3 separate regions of the Homo sapiens genome follow, and all the other regions are linked to region 2. Evidence: chromatin loops called from intact Hi-C (ENCODE). Cell type or tissue: endothelial cell of umbilical vein. All regions are shown on one strand.

What was found. A loop is a pair of places that touch in the nucleus more often than their neighbours do. Peaks named below come from ENCODE experiments on the same cell type or tissue, not always from the same donor. Only the 100,000 strongest peaks of a DNase experiment are listed, where the experiment ranks them.
Region 1: it touches region 2 in a loop (22-fold over the local background); 80 of 110 quality-filtered maps call a loop at or near these places.
Region 3: it touches region 2 in a loop (2.3-fold over the local background); 2 of 110 quality-filtered maps call a loop at or near these places.

What each region holds. Positions count from the first base shown.
Region 1 is chr7:138,734,518-138,742,517 of GRCh38, forward strand. ATP6V0A4 (ATPase H+ transporting V0 subunit a4) reads right to left here. Exons shown (of 22, transcript NM_020632.3): 15 at 5,023-5,116. Among named protein-coding and RNA genes, the nearest start is that of SVOPL, 37 kb to the left of the region's middle. In endothelial cell of umbilical vein, a CTCF peak has its summit at 4,415 (motif pointing left); a DNase peak (open chromatin) is centred at 4,384.
Region 2 is chr7:138,158,106-138,166,105 of GRCh38, forward strand. LOC107986749 (a long non-coding RNA gene) reads left to right here and starts at 3,668. Exons shown (of 3, transcript XR_001745033.3): 1 at 3,668-3,803; 2 at 5,271-5,397; 3 at 6,139-7,380. RefSeq lists an enhancer at 5,710-6,909. In endothelial cell of umbilical vein, a CTCF peak has its summit at 3,589; a DNase peak (open chromatin) is centred at 3,606.
Region 3 is chr7:138,542,776-138,550,775 of GRCh38, forward strand. All of the region lies in intron 7 of TRIM24 (tripartite motif containing 24), which reads left to right. Among named protein-coding and RNA genes, the nearest start is that of TRIM24, 87 kb to the left of the region's middle. In endothelial cell of umbilical vein, no CTCF peak of the experiment used is centred here; DNase peaks (open chromatin) are centred at 3,496 and 6,546; H3K27ac peaks cover 2,079 bases.

The DNA of each region.
Region 1 (8,000 bases), 580 kb after region 2:
ACGTGAAAAGATAATCTGGGAGGCCGAGGCAGGTGTATCACTTGAGCTCAGGAGTTCGAGACCAGTCTGGTCAACCTGGCGAAACCCTGTCTCTACACCAAAATACAAAAATTAGCTGGGCATGGTGGCGGGTGCCTGTAATCCCAACTACTCAGGAGGCTGAGGCAGGAGAACCGCTTGAACCTGGAAGGTGGAGGTTGCAGTGAGCTGAGATCGCACCATTGTACTCCAGCCTGGGCGAAAGAGCAAGACTCTGTCTCAAAAAAAAAAAAAAAAAAAAAAGAGGAAAGCTAATCTGAGCCATTACGGCAAGATCTCAAACTTGCCTCAGTTTCCTTAATCATGGCCTATAGCTCATTGGCCCATGAATGTATCCAATCCTTTTTAATAACACCACCTCTTACTCTGAAAGTCTGTAGTGCTTCGCATTACAAAGCATTTCCCCAGACCTTTCTCAAGAAGCCGTTCCTGTAGCCAATCTTTGCAAGCACGATGCGTAAGACACAGTCCCTGCCTTCTACATGGCCCATTTTAAACAGCACTGCCAGGTGGGGATCATGTGTACCTGTCCTGCCCCAAATGATATCGATGATACTGACATGAGGAAAAGCACACTGGGTGGTCGTGCAGGGGGCTGGTGGGTGGAGGGGTTAGTTAGGGTCTCACACTAGCTAAGGACCAGAGTCACTAATATTCATCTTCCCCATTTAAATCTCGGCAGCCCCATGGTCTCCACTCCCACTCTGTGGAAAGGATTCCAAGTCCTTGCTCCTTCCCCTGTCCCCACCTGTACTTGAGGTACATCCCAAATTGTTTTCAGGTTTGCTCTGGGACATGTCAAAGGCGACAAGGGCACAATGGCTTTCTCACCTTTTCTGCTAAATGACTTCCTCCTCCAAACTTCTTTGCTTCTGTTAAGGGGCCAACATCCAACCAGACACAACCTCAGACACAATCATCTCGCTCCCTCCATCACACACACACACGTGCTCACACAGTCAGGTGCTAATTTGCACTGATCCTTCCTTTGCAATGTCCTGAGCCAGGCCAGAGGGGCACCCACTGAGGAGCCGGCTGCTGGGAAGCGGGGAGAAGGGACTTCAATAACAGGTGCCCAGACCCCAGAGATGCCTCCTCTACCCTCACATGGGCTTTGGCATCTAAGTGGCACCAAGCCTGCCCCAGCCCTCGGCATTCCCCTTGCTCACCTGTTTGGACAGTTCCCACAGGCACACTCAATGCAGTGAGGGCGGGTCTGCTAGTACACTTTAGACCCAGCCAAATCTGACACATTAAAAATGTTGGCCAGGTGCAGTGGCTCACGCTTGTAATCCTACCATTTTGGGAGGCTGGTAACAAAGTGAGACCCCGTCTCTACAAAAGCTTTTTTAAAAAATTAGCCCAGCATGGCATGGTGGCTTATGCCTGTAATCCCAGCTACTCAGGAGGCAGAGGCAGAAGAATCACTTGAACCCAGGAGGTGGAGGCTGTGGCGAGCCGAGATCGCACAATTGCACTCCAGCCTGGGCAACAAAAGTGAAACTCCATCTCAAAACAAACAAACAAACAAACAAAAATTAGCCCAGCATGGCATGGCACGTGCCTGTAGTCCCAGCTGCTTGGAAGGCTGAAGCAGGGAGATTGAGGCCCAGGAGGTCGAGGCTGCATTGAGCCATGATCATGCCACTACATTACAGCCTGGGCAAGAGAGCAAGACTCTGTCTCTAAATAAATAAATAAATAAAAAGAAAATTTTAAAATGTTAATAGTTAAGTACCAAGTACATACTAAGCAATTTAGATGTGTTTATCTCATTTAGTTCTACTGAAAACTCTATGAGATATAGTTATTCTCATTTTACAGATAAGGTAATTTATCATAACCTCAGGAAGATTAAGTTACTTACATACCTAGGAAGAAATAACATAAGAGGAACTAATATTCAAGGAGCATTTACCACGTTTGTGCATAAGACTCTGTTCTGGCAGTTTTACATGTAAACATAATTTCATTTGCCAAGCAATCCTAGGAGTTAGGGCTGCTGTTTTTTTTATTTTTATTTTTATTTTTTTGAGACAGAGTCTCGCTCTGTTGCTCAGGCTGGGGTGCAATGGTGCAATCTCGGCTCACTACAACCTCTGCCTCCCGGGTTCAAGCGATTCTCCTGCCTCAGCCTCCCAAGTAGCTGGGATTACAGGCACCCACCACTATGCCCAGCTAATTTTGTATTTTTAGTAGAGATGGGGTTTCACCATGTTGGCCAGGCTGGTGTCAAACTCCTGACCTCAAATGATCCGCATGCCTTGGCCTCCCAAAGTGCTGGGATTACAGGTGTGAGCCATCGCGCCCGGCCTAGGGCTGTTATTATATGCGTTTTATAGGTGAAGAAACAGACATAGAGATGTTAACGTGCTCAAACTCACAGAGCAAGTAAATAGAAAAGCAAAGATTTAAACACAGGCAATCTGATTCCTGCGTTAAGAGCCCAGGCTATGATGAAGGCCAAATATTTTGTGATTTGATTCACAAATAGATGCCAAACGCAGTCAGTAAATGCACTGTAGAAATTTGTGTTATGTAAAAAGTAAGCCCTTATTAATATATATATATGATACAAACTAACATAGGCACAGACATTGATATGGTTTGGTTGTGTCCCACCCAAATTTCATCTTGAATTGTATTCCCATAATTTCCACGTGCTGTGGGAGGAAGCTGGTGGGAGATCATTGAATCATGGGGGTGGTTTCCTCCATACTGTTCTCATGGGAGTGCATAAGTCTCATGAGATCTGATGGTTTTATAAGGGGAAACCCCTTTCACCTGGCTCTCATTCTCTCTCTTGCCTGCCGCCATGTAAGATGTGCCTTTCACTTTCCACCATCATTGTGTGGCCTCCCCACACAATCTTTTTCTTTATAAATTACCCAGTCTCAGGGATGTCTTTATCACCAGCATGAAAAGGGACTAATACAGACGTGTTCTGTTAAAGTGGTTATCTCTGAGGAACAGGACTGCAGGAACTGGAGAGGTAGGAAAGGCAACTCCCGCTTTTCTTTTTCTTTTTTTTTTTTTTTTTTTTTGAGAAGAGTCTCTCTGTATCACCCAAGCTGGAGTGCAGTGGTGTGATCTCAGCTTACTGCAACCTCTGCTTCCCAGATTCAAGTACTTCTCCTGCCTCAGCCTCCCGAGTAGCTGGGATCACAAGCATATGCTACCATGCCTGGCTAATTTTGGTATTTTTACTTTTTTTTTTTTTTTGAGATGGGCTCTCACTCTGGTTGCCTAGGCTGGAGTGCAGTGGCATGATCTCAGCTCACTGCAACCTCCACCTCCCAGGTTAAAGCAATTCTCCTGCCTCAGCCTCCCAAGTAGCTGGGACTACTGGTGTGTGCCACCATGCCCAGCTAATTTCTGTATTTTTAGTGGAGACAAGGTTTCACCATGTTGGCCAGGCTGGTCTCGAACTCCTGACCTCAAGTGATCCACCCGCCTCAACCTCCCAAAGTGCTGGGATTACAGGCATGAGCCACCACATCTGGCCAACTCCTGCTTTTCTTTATATAATATTTTGTGTGGTATAGATTTTTTTAAATCATATATATGTATTATTTTAGGATAGAAAGACCAGAAATTTTCAAAATTCTAAATGTTACTAGGAACAGATTTCATTATTTTCAATATCCCACATTCTCTTTCACCCTGACATATTTTCTTTCTTTTCTAACTTGTGGGCAGATGACAAAATTGCATCAGAGTAGAAACTCAGGATCACTCAGTTCTGCAATGTGAAATACCGTAGCTCCACTCTGTCTGAGGAGCAGAAATGGACAGGCAGGATTTGCTGATGAATTAACTGTGGGCTGTGGAGGGGAGAGACGAGACCATTGGAGCAATGAGATTCCAAACAAAGGAAGATCAACCAGACCCTAAGATCATCCCCGTCTAGATTCCTTCTCCACCTGCTTACTAAACATGAAATTCCTTTGACCAAGGACAACGTCTTGCAGGCCACAAAAATTCAAATTAGTTTTTAGCACTTTGCAACTTACACACCAGCCTTCAAGGACTTTACCACTTTTGATAAAACTTAGAATGCAAGTGTCCCTGGGTGGCAAGTATAAACAAATCCTGGGCAAAATTCATGTTTTTATAAGGGCAGGGAGGCGGGCGATAGCGGAATGACACAGGAAAACTTAAGAGGAGGTGACCTGTAAGATGGGAGAGACTGGAAACCAGTTTTAGGGCTAGTACTATTTACTCCTAATTGTCAGCAACGAAAACGGAGGTCTCAGGTTCTCTCCCATAAAGAAAGAGCTTAGAAGAAACATGGACAGCATTTGCCAGGTTCAATTTCAGACTACTCACGCTCATTTGGAGCACAAGGCCGCCACCTGGTGGCAGCATGCACTGGGCCAATAGAAATGAACAGCTTTACATGAACGGGCATGTGTTGTATCTCCTCAAAACCGCTTTATATCTACAGGCTGCGAGGAAGTATCGTTTTGCTTAGCTCAAATCTAGCTGACTGAGATAGATATAACAAACATAAAATGAAGCAAATACCTTTTTTAAAAAGCGTCAATTCTATGCAGTAAAACAAAGCAAACATAAAAGTAAATCCACACTTTTTTAGAAAAAAGGGAAATGTTTCCCACTGCAAGAAAATACAAAGCAGGGAACTTAAACTTGATTAGGACGCTAAATAGCTCATGTAATATGCATACTCCCCAGGCAACCAAGTGCCTTTTAAAGAAGCAGTTATTAACCACCAGGGATATGATTGATGGAGAAAGAGGCAGACGTTTGGGGGACTGTATGGAAAATGGGGCTGGGTAGAAGGTGTAGACAGAACTTTTACTTGACTCTGGCTCTATGTGTCACAAAAACGTCAGCAGAAGTTATTTTATCTCAACACAAGTTTGTTGATTTGACAGGCTTTGTTGGCCTTTTCTTCTCTCTCCAGAGGTCTCCTCAAGATAGTTCACATAAGAAATATTTAACCCAAGAAGACATTATTACCGGATCAATCCCAAACGGGTATGGATTTCCAAAATACACTCCTGGTATGGCTGGGTCCAGCTGCAGATATAGACTTTCCTCCATTACATGAGTACTTTAGAGGGAGAAAAGGAGAAAAACAAACAATGATCAACCGGGGCAGAAAAGATACTATAATACCACCAGTCACGAACTTGCCCATCAAAGTCCAACTACTGGTGCAATTCATCACTTTGGTTGGTTCAATATCTACTACACATCAAGTATTGTCCTAAACACTGAGGCTACAATCTGAGTTTGCAAAGAGATCTCAGCCTGATGTGCTATAGTAAAGAAACTCAGGGCCGGGAGCAGTGGCTTACATTCATAATCCCAGCACTTTGGGAGCCTGAGGTGGGAGGATCCCTTAAGTCCAGGAGTTTGAGACCAGCTGGTTGTGGTGGCACATGCCTTTAGTTCCAGCTACTTGGGAGGCTGAGGCAGGAGGACTGCCTTGAGCCTGGGAGGTCAAGGCTGCAGTGAGCCATGATTGTACCACTGCACTCCAGCCTGGGCAACAGAGTGAGACTCTGTTGAAAGGAAAAAAAAAAAAAAGGGAGAAGGGGGAGAGGGGACAGAAGGGGAAAGGGAAGGAAAAGGAAGGGAGATCAGGATTTGTACCACATCAGAAATGAGGTAGAAAGCAGGGATGCTGGGAGCACACAGGAAAGAAACCCCAGCCCAGGGACATGCTTGGGAAGTCTCCCCAGGGAACACTGGGGCTGCTTCTGAAGGATGGATTGTTTTTTCACATATACACCTCAACTGCTATGAAACTTAACTCTAAAAACATGTAGCCCATTGTATGTCTTTAAATCTGTGTCCCCTTTTCACCCAGAAGAATGGATGTCAATGGGAAGAAATTTCTTTTTTTTTTTTTTTTTTGGAGACTGCGTTTCATTCTTGTTGCCCAGGCTAGAGTGCAATGGCACGATCTTGGCTCACTGCAACCTCCGCCACCCCCACCCCCCAACCCCAGGTTCAAGCAATTCTCCTGCCTCAGGCTCCCGAGCAGCTGGGATTACAGGCATGTGGCACCATGCCCGACTAATTTTTGTATTTTTAGTAGAGATGGGGTTTCACCATGTTGGTCAGGCTGGTCTCGAACTCCTGACCTCAAGTGATCCGCCTGCCTCGGCCTCCCAAAGTGCTGGGATTTGGTGTGAGCCACGATGCCCGGCCCAGAAATTTCTTACTCTGTCTCTGCAAGCCTTAAGGGGATGAGAATGTTGAGTTGATTTTTTTTTAAGAACTGCATCTGTGGAAGGGCCCAAGGAATGAGCATTTGAAATGATGAGGAACAGGCCTGGTACGGTGGCTCATGCTTGTAATCCCAGCACTTTGGGAGGCTGAGGTGGGTGAATCACTTGAGGTCAGGAGTTCAAGACCAGCCTGGCCAACAATGGTGAAACCCCATCTCTACTAAAAATACAAAAATTAGTTGGGCGTGGTGCCACATGACTGTAATCCCAGCTACTCAGGAGGCTGTGGCAGAAGAATTACTTGAAACCAGGAGGCGGAGGTTGCAGTGAGCCAAGATTGCACCACTGCACTCCAGCCTGGGCAACAGAGCAAGACTCCGTCTACAAAAAATAAATTAAATTAAATTAAAAAATAATGAAATGTGAAGAGCAGACAGCAGACAGTCTTGACAGGCTGCCCAGAAATACACTCCCTCCCTTCTGCAGTGAGGTGCTGAGGGCCTTAGGTAGCAGCTGAGGGAATCGGGAAGCCTGGCCTACTGTCCTGGCCCTCAATGTGCAGTGGCAGCAGCTGACCGTGACTCGCTTGCCCAGACGTGACCCCCATCCTAATGGCATGACTCAGTGCAAATGGCTGGATTTCCATAGCAGAGAAGTGTTTGTGTGTTCATAAAGGGAAAAGTCACCCCTGACAGGAAGGAACTGGCCTGGCACCCATAGCTAAGCCATCGTGTCTCCTGCTGAGCATAAGCAACTTCATAGAACAGCAACATCAGGCAAGGCCACCTGGCGACTATGATAGAGTGAGAAAAAACAAGATCATTCCACAATCATACCTCGATACAGGCAAAAAGAAGGACACGGTCCAAACCACAAAAATGACCCAACATCCCCGCCTCCTAACAAAGGCTAAATCCTCTAAGCCCTTTCTAATACCCTCTTAATAGAGATGGTTTTCCCAATGATGCACCATTTCCCTTGTTGAGTCAATACGCCCAACTCCAGTGACTACAGGAATGTTTTCAGTGGTCTTTCAACCATCAAGGAAGCAGGTCCAAGACCCAGGTCGCAGCTGGTGACCAGAATCAGCTCACTGTGTACTTCAGCTGTCGTTTTCTTCTGCCACAGTGATAATGAGGTTCTGCCTTATACTCCTGACCCTTCACATATGGCTGAGCATTGCTCCAATTCAAGACCAAAGAGTCTTGAATTGGGGAAGAAGACATTTGCAGGTGCATAAGAGAACAGCATTCATACCCATGTCTGCAGAGTGGTAACAAGACAGTTAATTCGGGCCTTTCACAATCATACTCTATGGGAAATGGAATTTCATGTTGGTAGGCTGGCGAAATTATGCAGATTGAACAAGTTTCAAAACTCATCTCGGCCGGGCACGGTGGCTCACACCTGTAATCCCATCACTTTGGGAGGCCGAGGCAGGTGGATCACCTGAGGTCAGGAGTTCAAGACCAGCCTGGCCAACATGGTGAAACCCCGTCTCTACTAAAAATATAAAAATTCACTGGGTGTAGTGGCACACGCCTGTAATCCCAGCTACTTGGGAGGCTGAGGCAGGAGAATCGCTAGAACCCGGGAGGCAGACGTTGCAGTGAGCCAAAATCGCACCATTGCACTCCAGCTTGGGCCACAGAACGAGACTCCACCTCAAAATAAAAAATAAATAAATAAAAAAATAAAACTCATCTCTATACTTATGAGTTTAAATCTAAAGAGCAGAACTAAGTGTAAGAATGAATG
Region 2 (8,000 bases):
ATGCAGTTTAATATTGTTACGTTTGCTCTGTTATCACAGGACCTGCAGTTCCTAAATACACTAGGCACTCACTCTTTCTTTCTCATCTCCCCAGATGAAATGATTTGAAACCATGCTATAAAGAGTTATCCTACACATATTGAAATTCCACTTGACATTAATTATACATACATATAAACATACATACACACACACACACACACACACACACACAGAGCCATTCTATTTAAAAGCTGTAAATACAAATTTTATATCAGGGTCTCTGGTTATTTTCAGACTAAAAACACTTCATCTTAAAACGGGATGGCATTCAGAGCTTGGGTAGATTCTAGAAGCAACCTCATGCCAGAATGTGGCTAGCACCTATGCAGACCAAGTCCGGCAGGCAGAAAGAGAAAACAAAATTCTGCTTGCAGGAACTAACTTAAAAAAAAAGAAAAAGAAAAAGAATGTGGCGTCTTTTACACAGGCCAACTTGGATTTGAATGTGTTCTAAAATTCATCGACCATGTGACCTTTTGCGCTACTGAATTTACCTCTCTGTCTCTGAGCTTCAGCTTTCCCCCTGGTAAAATGGGAATAATATCTACCTCAAAGAGTTTCTGTAAAAATCGGGAAAATCAGAGCAAAGCAGCTGGCATAGTACCTCCCTCATAGTAGAGGCTCAATAAATGATAGAGATGTGAGAAGAGGAGCAGCTGTGGTTCAGGTAGTAGGAATAATAGTATTTTTGGTAATCATGGGTGAGTTAATCATTAAAGAGCCAAGGGCCAAATGTCAAGTGGTTAGGTCAGGGGGACAAAACTAGGAGTGTATTCAGGAGATCACCAAGCAAACAAAACAAATATAAAAAATAAGACAGAGGAGGTCACAGTCCCTAGGATGCATTCAGGAATGAAGAAACAGAAAAAATAGGCAAGTGTGCAGGAAGCAAAGCAGATCTTTCTCCAGGAGAACGAAGCTGCACCTGAGGCTGCTTCCGCCAGCATATGTGATTTCTCTTGCCAGTCAGCATCCTCTTCTCAAGGCCTAACAGGATCCTGGCCTATCGCAGGATTTTGCTCTTGTAGGGCAAAGTTTCTTTATATGTGCCAGCTCATTCTATCTCATGCATATTCTGTGAATTCTGTATGTGTGTAGTGGCAGCTAATAGTATTTCCACCTGGACAGAGGGAGGCCAGAGTCCCTGACATTCCCTGCACTGATTTGTCTACTGAGACTAGGTCAATTATCTTCAAAAAGGTATTTGAGGCCAGGTGCAGTGGCTCATGCCTATAATCCCAGCACTTTGGGAGGCCAGGGCAGGAGGATGCCCTGAGCGCAGGACTTTGAGACCACCCTGGGCAACACAGAGAGACCTCGTCTTGACAAAAGATAAGAATAAAAAAGTTATTTGACTACGTCCCTGACATGATCAAGTCTAGTGATTTTCAGACTTTATAGCAACAGAACCCATTCTGAAAGAAAAAGAATTGTATTTGGGACCCCAATAATAAAGAAAAAAAAAACCTATTCTCAATTGACATAATGCATATTTTAAATTCAAATTTATATATTTACAACTTATCATAAAGTCAGTTAATTAGAATGAGGCTGTTTTGAAGAACACCAAAATTAAAAATGATACTGAATGTTATAGCAATCTCTAGAGCAAATTTATTTATTTATTTATTTATATTTATTTATTTTATTTTTTTGAGATGGAGTTTTGCTCTTGTCACCCAGGCTGGAGTGCGATGGTGTGATCTCGGCTCACTGCAACCTCCGCCTCTCAGGTTCAAGCGAGTCTCCTGCCTCAGACTCCCGAGTAGCTGGGATTACAGGCACCCACCACCACACCCAGCTAAGTTTTGTATTATTAGTAGCGATGGGGTTTCACCATGTTGGCCAGGCTGGTCTCAAACTTCTGACCTCAGGTGATCAGCCCACGTTGGCCTCTCAAAGTGCTGGGATTATGGGTGTGAGTCACCACACCTCGCCTTTTTTTTTTTTTTTTTCTAACCTTTTATTTTTTAGAGACAGTCTTGTTCTGTCACCCAGGCTGGAGTGCAGTGGCACGATCTCAGCTTACTGCAGCCTTGACTTCCTGGGCTCAAGTAACCCTCTCACTTTGGGCCCCAAGTAGCTGGGACTACAAGTGCATGCCACCATGCCTGGCGAATTTTTTCTTTTTTTCTTTTTTTAATTGCACAGTACTAAAAAATTCTGACAATATTCAGGAACAGTTGTAAAGAGTAAAAGCTATTTTATTCTTATATTTAAAACCATTTTATTTACTACGTTGATAATTGTTTCCCCAGCAGTGGTAAAAATGACATCAAAATAACAATTTTGCAAGCTCAGATTATTAATATAAAATCAGTAATCAGGCCGGGCGCGGTGGTTCACGCCTGTAATCCCAGCACTTTGGGAGGCTGAGATGGGCGGAACACCAGGTGAGAGATCGAGACCATCCTGGCCAACATGGTGAAACCCTGTCTCTACTAAAAATACAAAAATTAGTTGGGTGTGGTGGCGCACGCCTGTAGTCCCAGCTACTTGGGAGGCTGAAGCAGGAGAATCGCTTCAACCCGGGAGGTGGAGGTTGCAGTGAGCTGAGATCATACCACTGCACTCCAGCCTGGCAACAGAGTGCGGCTCCGTCTCAAAAAAAAAAAAAAAAAAAATCAGTAATCAGCTTTTTAATAGCTGTAGAAATTGGAGAAAAGGATAACCTGAAATGTTTATCTCAAAGTTGAATCACCAGCAATATCCAACACTAGTTGATATTTTTATCATAAATATAAAAATCAAACATGAAGTTCACAAAACATACAATAAAGGCCAAAATTCTTATATTATCGTAACATAGCATATTGTATATTTAGTCACTACTGTGTAACAACTACCCATTCACTGTGGAATACTCTCAAGGAGTCTCAAATGGGTGTTCAATCTCTACCTTATTATTACAAATTTATAACAGATTTCTTTCCATTTAGCAATTTTATAGAATGTCATATATACATATTTAAATATATATAAATTTACATATTATTTATATATAAGCAAAAAATTGGACACAATTCAACGTTAACATAAGGTCATACCACTGTTATTTGCCATACAGCACTTTTAGAAGAAGACAAAATGTTCTAAAGATCAGAGATGGCTGATAATTGATATATCATGTTCTGCAATCATCGTGCCCAGCATTTTGAGTTAGTTGCTGTTGCAATATTATATGATTTGGATATCATATAGGATTTGGAAATCCTATCAGATTTGGATAACAAATTTGCCCTGAAAAGAGAACAAAAAGAGAACAAAAGAGAACAAAAGATGGATCTTTGAAAATGAATATCCATATAGCAGTGTTTCCATGGAAGAATTAGAATGATTGTTTTAAAAGTATTTCTCTTTCCTTTCCCCAGATGAACCTCTACCTTAAGTAATGAGGGTGTCAGCCCCAAAATCTTCTATAGATGAATAAAACAATGCAAACATTTCTGCACATTCAAACCCAGTACTGATTCGAAAGAGCTATGGCCATAGCTCTATCGCCAATCTAGGACACCCAGACCTGCTTTTTCAGGCTGAGAACACCAGGTGGCATATGGTGGCTGAATCAGAGCCTCGGTTACCATGGCAACCAGCTACCCTTCCAGCTCTGCAGCTGCCATCTTTTATCCAAAGCAGTGTTCTGTGCACGCTGGGGGTTTTGCTTTGAAATGGTGGTGCTGTGTGCTGTTCATTCTTCATACAGTCAGGGTTCCTACTTCTGGGCAGGGAATTCAGGTGCCAGAGATAGATAAATACTTCAGGTCAGTAGCATTCATTTTATTTTCTGTGCATTATTTATTGTGTCAACATAAAGTCATCTGCAAACTGATACTTGAGAGGGCCACACCTTTCACAGCAGGCTTTCTCTAGGGAGGCTAGACTTCACTGAAGGGAAATGAATGATGGAGTGAGTGAGTCCTCTCCTGACCAAGGTTAAGAACAAATATGAGTGCCCAGCTCAGTGCTTGAATTGGTTGTAGGTACAATGACCCTGAGATTTGCCTGTACTCTAAGGGATGTCTGCTAGAAATATCACTGATCTATAGACAGAAGACATCTGTTCACCAACCTATTGGGAGGATGTAGTTGACATAAATAGTACCTTCTCACAAAATTTGTTTTGTGTCTGCCATGCAATAATAAACCAAATATTTATAAATTGGAAACTAGCCATTTCCATTTTTATCAGTCAAAAGTAATAAGATTTTCTAAGTTAATCATCAGGCATTGCCCCTGGTGATTGGCATTATATCACACACCCAGCTGCCAAAAGCCATTTTCTTTGCTACTGGGAAGAAAGCTAAAATGAGTAATGTTATCCAAACTTCCCTAAATTCCAAAAAGGCTTTGGACTTGAAGCGGGACTCATTTATAAACACATCTATTTAAGCCTGGTGTTTTTGCTTGCTGTTACAGGGACTATATCATAAATGTGCATTCTTTAGATGAAAGATCCTTCTCATAGAATGACAATTCTGTTAAAAACCCATTATATTATGTCACATGAAAAATGAAAAATTCACATTGTATATGTAACATAATAATAATGAAGGATGAAAGGGAAGAACTTCTGCTTGGAAAAATGACTGAAAACATACAATGAATATTAAAAACTGTGAGGCTTTGAATGGATTTTTTTTCCTCTTTCCACATTTAAGGGCTTTCTACTTCTTAATCAGAACTTATTACTAGGTCATAAACTTATGAAAACATTGAAACATTGTATTTTAGAATGTGTTTTAATTTTCCTATAGCAATTTCATTGCTTTTCACTTATGTTACAAATGTAAAACATTTAGCATTTTATTAGAATCATTTGAAATCATGAACTTCTCAAACAAAATATTTTAATTCATTTAATTGTTAAATAAATTGCAATATGCTTGCTCTAACAGGAAAAAAACTTTTTCAAAATCTATAAATAAGAAACTACTATTAAAACAGTTTTCATTTGATATTCCCTGTGAATTAAAGTATTATTTAAGGGTATCAGAAAGGAAGTATTACATTTAACTTCCAGTCAAACCCAGTTTCTGGTTATTTTATAAAAATATCTATTAATACGAGGAATTTTATATCTTTATCTATATATAGATATAGATACTGATAGATATATATTCATTGAGAAAGCTGCTTATAATTTGAGAATATTAGTCATGGAGTTTTCACACATTTACTGGTTTCGTACTACCACATGTTTTCCTCCTGCCTCTCTTTTCCATCTTTAGCTTAAAAAAGGGAAAGAAGAGGAGGAGGAGGAGGAAGAGGAGAAGGAGGAGGAGGAAGCAGAGAAGGAGGAGGAGGAGGAGAAAAGGATTTGAAGAAATTGAATCAGTTCTGGAACAGCAGACACAGGTAACCCATGCAAGTTAATCATTTGGGACACTTTATAAATGATTGTCCACCGTTGATTGACAAGAGCCTGTGTCACTGACTGGAAAGGATAGAGGAGGGTCACTGATGAAAGCACCCTGCTCATTCTCCTCCAGGGCTGCTCCACTGTGGTGACCCCAGCATTCAACACCACACTCAGCATAGTGAATTTCTGTGGGACTATTAAGAATTATGGTTCTAGAAACATACTTAATAATATGAAAACATGTTCAAATTATGTCATTATGTGTGAGAAAAATTATGATACTGAGATAGATGACAAACCCTCAATGAGGTTCTCAATGATTAAGAACCATCATCTCTGTCATCAATTAATTAGCTCAAGTGTAAGTATTTTCTGATTTTTTCTTACACATTGCAAATATTTTCTGCCAAATTGTTGTTTGTGTGCATTGGGAAGTGGGATGGGGGGGTTGTAGAGACAGGTGTCTCACTGTGTTGCCCAGGCTGGTCTTGAGCTCCTGGACTGAAGAGATCCTCCTGCTTGGCTTCTCAAAGCGCTGGGATTACAGGTGCAAGCCACTGCACCCAGCCAAACTGTGGCTTTTTAACAACATTTTGTTTGTTTTCTTTTTTTTCCTCTTTTTTTTTCCCTTTTAACAACATTTTTAATGATATCTTTTGTCATTGCTTAATATTTTGCTTTTATCTAATTAAGTTGCTCAATCTTTTCTTTTTCTAACTCTGGGTTTCATGTTGAAGGAATTCAGGACATGCTACCCCAAAATGTGAAAACTTGGCATTTGAGAAGACAGCAGAAGCAGGAAGGTCACGCTCACTACCTCCCCCACAATGCTCTACTCCCCTGAAACAGATCATAAAACCTAGGAAGGATTTCCTGACCATCCCCTCAAGTAGGTCTTATGACCCTCATGTGAGAGGTGCCCTCCCTATACCCAGAAGATAGCAACATCCTCATTTCTGAAGATACAAGGACAAAGAGAAGAGTTTGAACAAACGGCTTCCTAAGTTCTCCCCAGTTTATTAACATTATGTTACAGTCTCACCAACGCACCGCAATGTAGCAGTCTCTCGTTTGAGGTATCACCCTGAGTTCTCGGTCTCACAACCATGACAATTAAGGAACATGATCACCAAGGGTGAGGTTGGAGTGGAAGTTTAATAAGCAAAAGAAGAAAGTTCTCCACCACAGAAAGGGGCCCAAAAGAGGGTTGCCATTTTTACAGTTGAATGCAAAGGCTTTTATAAGAAACCAGTTAGAGCTGGGCATCTCATTTGCATGAGATGCGAATTTCTGGTAGCTCCACCCCATCCTCCTAATGCACATGTAGGCCCTTAGCTTGAGTTACTCCGTATTGCTTTGTTGCCCTTACTGCACATGTGTCAGGGGATGGAATTTTCCATTACGGGCATGTCTGGGCAAGTCACCTGTGTAGGCTTTCTTATCTGTGTGGCTGTGGGCATGTCTTAGGCAAGTGCCGCTGTGCAAGTTCCCTTATCTGTGCCTGCAGCTTGATTTTTCTGGCTGTTCTTTTGTTTGAAAAGATTCAACCAAGGACCCACCATAACTGCCTGCCTGACTGGTTTCTTCCTCCTTCCTCTCTCAATGATATCATTCTCCCTTTGTTCAATCATATTTCTTCATCAAACCTAGCATAAAGAATATACAAATTTATGCATTTGGGGGAGGTCTTCCTTTCCTTATGAAGGCTTCCATACCACGTATAAATAATATGTGTATGATTTTCTCTTGTGAATCTGTATTTTGTTATAGGGGCCTCAGCCATGAACCTAGAGATTAGTGAGCAAAAATTATTTTTTTCTCAAGTGTTTCTTGCTTGAGATGATTTTCTTATCCCCAAGATTAAAATATTATGTGTTTCTTCCATGATTTTTATGGTGTTTATATCTATTTCTTTAATCTTTCTAGAATGTACTTTTGTACATGCTGAAAGGTAGAATTAATTTTGCAAAAAGGAAAAAGCTACTTGCTACTTTTACTATAATTATAATTATATAATTATTATTAAGGTTTTTTCTTTCTTCTTTCTTTTTTTTTTTTTTTTTTTTTTTTTTTTTTTTTTGAGATAGGGTCTCACTCTGTCACCCAGGCTAGAGTGTAGTGGTGCAATCTGGGCTCACTGCAACCTCTGCCTCCCAGGTTCAAGTGATCCTCCAAACTCAGCTTCCCAAGTAGCTGGGACTACAGGCATGTGCCACCACAATTATTATTTCATTAGACCCTCTCTGGATCTTGTTCCATCTCTAATATCTCTGCCAAATGCTCCGAATCAGGTAGATATATTTAAATTCTAGCTGGTGCAAAGAAGGAATAATTTGAAAAAGAAGAAATAATTTTAATGCACATGCAAGTAATATACGTATTCATCTAGTTACTTGCATGCATTTGTGGCCAAAAGCCATGAATCATATAAAGAAGTAGCTGCAGCCAGGCACGGTAGCTCATGCCTGTAATCCTAGCACTTTGGGAGGCCAAGGGCGGGGGAGGGGGTGGATTACCTGAGGTCAGGAGTTCGAGACCAGCCTGGCCAACATGGTGAAACCCTGTCTTTACTAAAAATACAAACATTAGCTGGTCATGG
Region 3 (8,000 bases), 380 kb after region 2:
AAACTTTATAAAGTAACTTCAAATATTGAGTGACATCAGAGTTCTATAACTTTTCTTAATCATGAATTGTATTTAATTCTTAGGATTTGTTTTCCTTTCATAATTATCAGTGCTATAGTCTCCATCCTGAGTCTTATTTTTTCATTAGTTTTAATGGAAAACATCTATACACTATATACCTTCTGTATTCTGTTACTTACATTTTTTTGAAAGTCAAATAGAAAAGGGATAGAGGGAATAGAGAATTGTGTTTTTCAACTTAATCCATCATGAGTATGTATGTGTAAGACACATTCATGCAATCAGATAAGCATTCCGTCAATCTCCTTATCAATTTAAAAATGTGTTTTTCATTGTGTTCTGATTTTGTTTGATTGTATTATGGAGAAAATAAAAATAGATGGGATAAATTAATTTACACAATGAACTGTTGAAATAGGAATGAAAGAGATAGTCATCTATATGATACATAGAAGAAAATAGGAGCAGTGAATCATATAGTACCAGTATTACCATATTCTTGGTTAACTAAATTTTAAAATCCTGTGGAACCCAAGTGAGCACTGATGCATTTCTAGTAGCAGCTGTAGATAATAATTTGCCTGTAATGCATGCAGAGCTGAGGTTCATGATTATTTTTAAACATTTAGAAGATTTTCTAACTTCAGAAAATGTGAAAATCATTATATTGTATAACTCTGTTCTCCAGAGTTCTGCTTTATAAATATAGCCATGTTTACTCAGGTTATCCTTTAAGTGATGGATTTTATGTGCTTAAAAAATGGAAACGAAATGCCTAGCAGCCCTGAAACCTCAAGCTTGGCTTGCTATTTTAAAAAATTTATTTATATTTTACTATATATTTAAAGTGTACAACATGATATTCTGACATATATGCATATTGAAATTATTGTTTCAGTCAAACAGATGAATATCCATTATCCTACTTACCTTGTATCTATGTGTATGGTAAGAACACCTAAAATCCATAACATTTTTGATATACATAACAGTGTTATTATGGAGGTTTTTTTGGTTTATTCTTTTGGTTTTCTGTTTTTTTTGTTGTTGTTGTTTGAAACAGGGTCTCCCTCTATCGCCTAGGCTAGAGTGCAGTGACATGATGATAGCTCCCTGCAGCCTCAAACTTGTAGGCTCAAGCGAGCCTTTTGCCTCAGTTCCCCAAGTAGCTGGGACTACAGGTGCATGCCACCATAGTCCAGATTTTTTTTTTTGTAGAGACAAGGTCTTGTTCTGTCACCCCAGCTGTCTTGAACTACAGGTGTGAGCCACCACATCTGGCTGGCATTACAGTGTTATTAACTGTAGTTCTTACTCTGTACATTAAATCTCAATGCTTATTCATTCTACCTACCTGGAAATTTGTACCCTTTGACTTCTCTACATTTCCTACCCACCTAGCCCCTAGTAACCACCATTCCAGTTTGTCTTCAACTTTCTAAAAATATTCCATGTATAAGTGAGATTATACAGTATTTTCATTTCTGGATCTGGCTTATTTCACTTACCATAGTGTCCTCAAGGTTCATCCTTGTTATCACAAATAGCAGGATTTCTTTCCTTTTTTAAGGTTGGATAATATTCTATTGTATATATCTACTGCAATTTATTTGTCCATGCATCATTGGATACAGGTTGTTTTTCTATCTTGGCCATTGTGAATAATGCTGCAATGACATGGGAGTGTAGATATCTCTACAAGGTCCTATTTCATTTCCTGTTGTAATATACCCAGCAGAGGGATTGCTGGACCTACAGTAGTTCTGTTTTTAATTATTTGAAGAACCTCCATATCGTTATCCGTAGTGGTTGCACCAATCTGCATTCCCACCTAAAGTGTACAAAGGGTTCCTTTTATCCGCACCCTGGCCAACACTTGTCTTCCTTGTCTTTTTGATATTAGCTGGATCCTAACAGGTATGAGATGATAGCTCATTGTGGTCTTGATTTGAATTTTCCTATTGATCAGTGATGTGGAACATCTTTTCATATGCCTATTGGACATTTTTATGTCTTCTTTGGAAAAATATAAATTCAAACTCTTTGCCCATTTCTTAATCACGTTATTTGGGTTTTTGCTATTGAGTTGTGTGAGTTTCTTATACCAGTTGAGCATCCCAACGGAAATCTGAAATTCTCCAAAATTCAAAACTTTTTGAGCACCATCATGACACCACAAATGGGAAATTACACACATAAGAATTGAACACACCTTGGATTCATGCACAAAATTATTAGAAATATTGTATAAAATTGCTTTCAGGCTATGTGTGTTGAGTATATGAAACATAAATGAATTTCATGTTTAGACTTGGACCGTATCCCCAAGATATCTAATTATCAATATACATAATACATAAAATCTGCGTGTGTGTGTGTGTGTGTGTGTATCTATATATTCACATAAAAACTATCAAGAATCTTACTGTCTTGCCTTCTCTTCCTGGCGTGGAGGCACCAGCATGGTGACTGAGGTCACTGCACATTGGAGAGGGTTGGGGAACCGCAACAGGCATGAAGCTGGCAGCCACGGATGTGAAGTGGTGAGGGAGGAATACGGAAGTGGTAAGAAGAATTAGCCAGTGTCATTTGGATTTTGGTTACATTGAGTAAATAAGTAAATGGATTGAATAAGTAAGTAAATATATTGAAGGTAATCGCAGCCAAGTTTCCAGAGAAGGTGTTTAGAAAGAAGTTAGGCTAGGAAGGGCCCAAAGATGTGTTGGATTGGAATTAAGAGTACAAGTATGAACTTAGAGTTTTATTTTTATTCTTGGACTCAGATCTAGCAATAATTATAGATGTATATGTCCATCTGTATGTGTGTATGTATTCGTTGTTGGTGTGCTGCATCCCAATAGCAGTGAGGTCACTTCCTTCCAGATCTTGGTTTCAAAATACCAAAGAAAGGGGGGGAAAGTAAAAGTTGTGCCCAGAACATGTTGTTATACCAGAAAACTACCAAAATGCTCAGAGAATAATGGGGACATGTCAAAGGGAACAGGATTCAGTGTAAAAGGGCTCCCACTGGGAAAACCAAGAACAAATTTGAGGATCAAAATAAGTCACTGTAATAATAAATTATAACACACTGAATTAAATAAGATTACATGAATTCATAACATAAATCAGTAAACAGTAGATTATTTGGGGGAGAAGTTGATAACAAAACTAAAAGTTATAGAAAGAACAATGGGTATACAGAAGCACATTTGACCACTATCATAGAGATAATTTGGGAGGACTAATTAGTGGCTGTAAATATGCTGGGTAGAGGACTGATGGGGAACAGAGTATTAGTAGAATCTCAGAATACCTCTTCAACTTTAAGGTTAAGAAATTGAGTAGCAGAATTATAGATCAAGATTAATATCACCAGTGGTATGACAAGTTGACATCCTACGTTTCCTGGCACGTCATCATTTGTGTGGTATTCTTGCCAAGAATACTGTAACTAAGTCTGATCAGGAGGAAATATCACCCAGGTTAAAGGTCATCCTGCGGAATGTAAGGCATAAAATCTTCAAAACACATCAGGGACATGAACGAAAGGGAAAGACTGAGCAACTGAAAAATGAGGCAGCTAAGCAACTTATATCCTTGATGGCATCATGGAAAAGACTGCTGAAACTGTTGGCATTTGGATGAAGTGTTTAAACTGGATGGCTGTGTTGTAACAGTTGGTTTATGAATTTGGAATCTGGGATTTGGTTATGTTAGAAGATCTTTGTTTTAGGATATCCATACTGCAGTATTTAGGGAAGACAGGACCTCATTCCTGTAGCTTGCTCTCAAAAGTTTTGGAAAAAGACTAATAACGTGTGTAGGAGCAGTTGGGTGGGCACTGGAGCAAATGTGGTCATAACTTAACACTCAGGGAATTTGGGTGAAAGGAATGTAGGGTTCTTTTACTTTTCTGGCAGTGTTTCTATGATTTCAAAATTATTTAAAAATAAATGATTAAATGGCTATTGTCAAAAAGATAAAGGTAACAAGTGTTGGAGAGGATGTGGAGAAAGGGGAACGCTTGCATCCCGTTGGTGAGAATGTAAATTAGTACAACCATAGAAAACAGTATGGAAGTTCCTTGAAAAATTACATATAGAAGTATCATGATCCAGCAATCTCACTTTTGGGTATATATTCAAAGGGAATGAAATCAAGATCTTGAATAGATGTATGTACTCCTGGGTTCATTGCAACATTATTCACAATAACCAAAAAATGGAATCAGTGTAAGTATTCAACAGATAAATGGATAAAGAAAATGTGGTACATATACCCAATGGAATACTATTAAGCTTTATAAAAGAAGGAAATCCTGTCATTTGCAACAACATAGATGAACCTGGAGGACATTATATTTACTTCATGATCTCACTTATACGTGGAAAAAAGTTAAACTCAGAGAGAGTAGAATGGTGGTTACCAAGGGCTGGAAGGGATTCAGGGTATTGGAAGGGATGTTGATCAAAGGCTGCAAAATTTCAATTAGATAGGAGGAATAAGTTCACCAGAGCTATTATACGACATGAGACCTAGAATTAATAACACTGTGTTTGTATTCTTGAAAATTGCTAAGAGAATTGATTTTAAGTGTTCTCATCACAAAAAAATAAGTATATGAGGTAATACATAGATTAATTCAATTTAACCATTTCACAGTGTATATTTCAAAACATGCTGTACACAGAAACATATTCAATTTTTATTGGTCAATTAAAATAATGCTTTTTAAAAATAAATTATTAAATTTTAGATAAAACAATTATTAAATTTTAGATAAAACATAGTTCTTAGAATATTTCTTATGGTTAGCATGACTGCTGCCTGGTAAACACTTTGCTACATATTCTACCTAGTCCCAAAATAAGTTATTTATTTATTTATGTTTTTAGAGACGGAGCTTCCCTCTGTCACCCAGGCTTGGATTGCCTCCCAGGTTCCAGTGATTCTCCTGCCCCAGCCTCCCAAGTATCTGTGATTACAGGTGCATGCCACCACACCTGGCTAATTTTTTTGTATTTTTAGTAGAGACGGGGTTTCATGATGTTGGCCAGGCTAGCCTCGAACTCCTGACCTCGTGATCTGCCCGCCTTGGCGTCCCAAAGTGTTGGGATGACAGGTGTGAGCCACCGTGCCTGGCCTATACGTATGTTTTAAAAGTATAGCCAACGGGATTTGCCGACAGGTTGAATATAGGGTGTAAGAAAAAGAAAGGAGCCAAGGACTTTAAGTTGTAGGGAAAAACAGTATTACCAATAATTGAGATGGAGCAGGTTATAGGAAGAGTACACCTGAGGATAAAAAGTACAGTCATGTGTTGCTTGATGACGGGGATGCATTCTGAGAAATGGTAATTTCGGCATTGTGTGACATCATAGGATATACTTACACAAACCTAGATGGTTTACTCTTTTGCTCTGATCTGTACAGCATATCACTGTACTGAATACTGTAGGCAGTTGTAACATAATGGTAAATGTTTGTATATTTAAATGTAGAAAAAGTACAGTCAAAATACAATACAAAGGATTTAAAAATGGTACACCATGGAGGTTGCAGTGAGCCGAGCTGAGATCGCACCACTCCACTCCAGCCTGGGTGACAGAGTGAGAGTCAAAAAAAAAAAAACAGTATACCTGTATAGGTATAAGGCATTTACCATGAATGGAGCTTGCAGGACTGGAAGTTGCTCTGGGTGAGCAAGTGAGTAGAATGATGAATGACTGTGAAGGCGTAGGACATTACTGTACACTACTGGGGACTTTATAAGCACCTTACTTTTAGACTACATTAAATTTATTTGAAAATATTTTTTCTTCAATAATAAATTTTAGCTTACTTAAGGAAAGCTTACCGTAACTTTTTAACTTTATAAACTTTTTAATTTTTTAAATGTTTTGATTTTTGTAATAACCAGTTAGCTTAAAACACAAACACATTGTACAAATTCTTCCTTATATCTTTAATTCATAAGCTTAGGTATTTATTTGTTTATTTTAAAACCTTTTGTTAAAAACCAGGACAAAAACATACACATTAGCCTAGGCCTATCCAAAGTTCATATCATCAATATCACTGTCTTACACCTCCACATTTTGTCTCACTGGAAAGTCTTCAGTTCTCATCTCCTATTATAATAATGCTTTTTCTGAGACTATCTCTTGAAGGACTTGGCTGAGGCGGTCACTTTTTTTAGTAAGTAATAGGAGTACACTCTAAAATAATGAGAAAAAGTATAATATAATAAATACATAAACCAGTAACATAGTCATTTATTATCATTATGCAACTGGCAGCACTGTAGGTTTGTTTACACCAGTATCACCATAAACACTTGAGTAATGCCTGGTGCTGTGATGTTACAACAGCTCCAGCATCATTAGGCAATGGGAATTATTCAGCTTCATTAATTTTATGGGACCACTGTTGTACATGTGGTCCATTGTTGACTGAAACATTGCTATGTGGTACATGACTACATATGAATGTAGAGGAAGGGAGAAGTCAAAAAACTGAGCCCTGGGCATTCCAGCACATAGCGGTGTGGGAGAGAGGAAATCACCAACAATGGAGACTGAGATTGTGCACTGCCAAGAAGCAGAGGAATCCCTGCCCTTACTGGGGAGTTCAAAAACAGGTTGGCATTGGAACCTAAATCTATTCTCAGTGGCTCCAAAAGAGTAGCAGCTAGTGAAACAAGGGAAAACCATGGGATTATAGCGTGCTAGAAACCAAATGAAAAAAAGCATTTCCACGAAGGCAGACTGACCACCTGTGTGAAGAGCTACTACAAGCCTGAACATAATGGTTTCAGGAAAGAATGGGCAGGGAAGAATAGGAGACGGTAAACCTAGAGGAGTCTTTTGAAGAGTTTTGCTGCAAAAGAAATGGGGTAGTTGATGATGGGAGAAAAGGAGTAAAGAGTTTTGTTTTTAGCTGGAAAAACAAAGCATATTTATATGTTGATGGGTGTGATCCAGTAAAATGGGAAAATTGGTGTTAACAGAAGAGGGATGAAAATTACTGGGCAGGCAAGACGGGGTGTGCTTTACTGCACAAGTGGAAGGCTGGCTTTAACTAGAAACATGGACGTTTCATCATCCATTGTAACAGGAGGGGATATTGACTGAAAAGTGGTGGAAGTTTGTGGAAGATCTTTGATTGTTGCTAATTTTCAGTGAAATGCTAAGCAAGTACATTAGCTAAGATTAAGAATGGGGGAGGAAATACTGATGATTCAAAAAGAAAAAAGAAAGTAGGAAATAGTTATTTAAGAAAGTAGGGAAGTGAATGGACTAGAGAAATGTCATATGTTAGCCAGTCAGCCTTAATGTTAGCCAGTCAGCAGCCTTAATGGCCTACCTGAAGTAAGTGGTCATGTGTTTGAAGTGAGATCAGTTCAATTATATTCAGGCAGAATGTGGGATTTAACCAGGGTAGGTTGTTTTATCTAGGGCAAACGTTGAGGAGAGTGAAGTGAGCATACATAATTGAGTGAGAGAAAGAGGAGTTGATGGTGTGTGTGTGTGTGTGTGTGTGTGTGCAAAGTCTTACAGGACCTGGTGGGTTTGTAGGATTATTGGTATTTGGGCACTAGAGGAAGTGAATCATTTGGTTGGATATTGAAATCATCAAAAATTGCCACAGGACTAATGTTGGAGATGGTAATAGTGAACCAAGAACTAAAATCTTCAAGGATTGAGGGAGAATGAGTAGATGTTCATTGATGACTGCAGCGTGGAGGAAAGTGGATGGTGTGGTGTGATGATATGAGATTCAAAGCTGGTTGTATTCAGGGCGATGGCAGGAACAGAACTGTAACAAGGAACAAGGAGAACCACCTCACTCACAGGCCCAGTTCCATTTCCTAAACAGACGAATTTGTATTCCCTGTAACTCATTAGCCCCTAGTCTTCTGAATCCTTTTCTAAGAGAGTAAGTAAAATAAATGAAAGCATTAAGATACATTAATA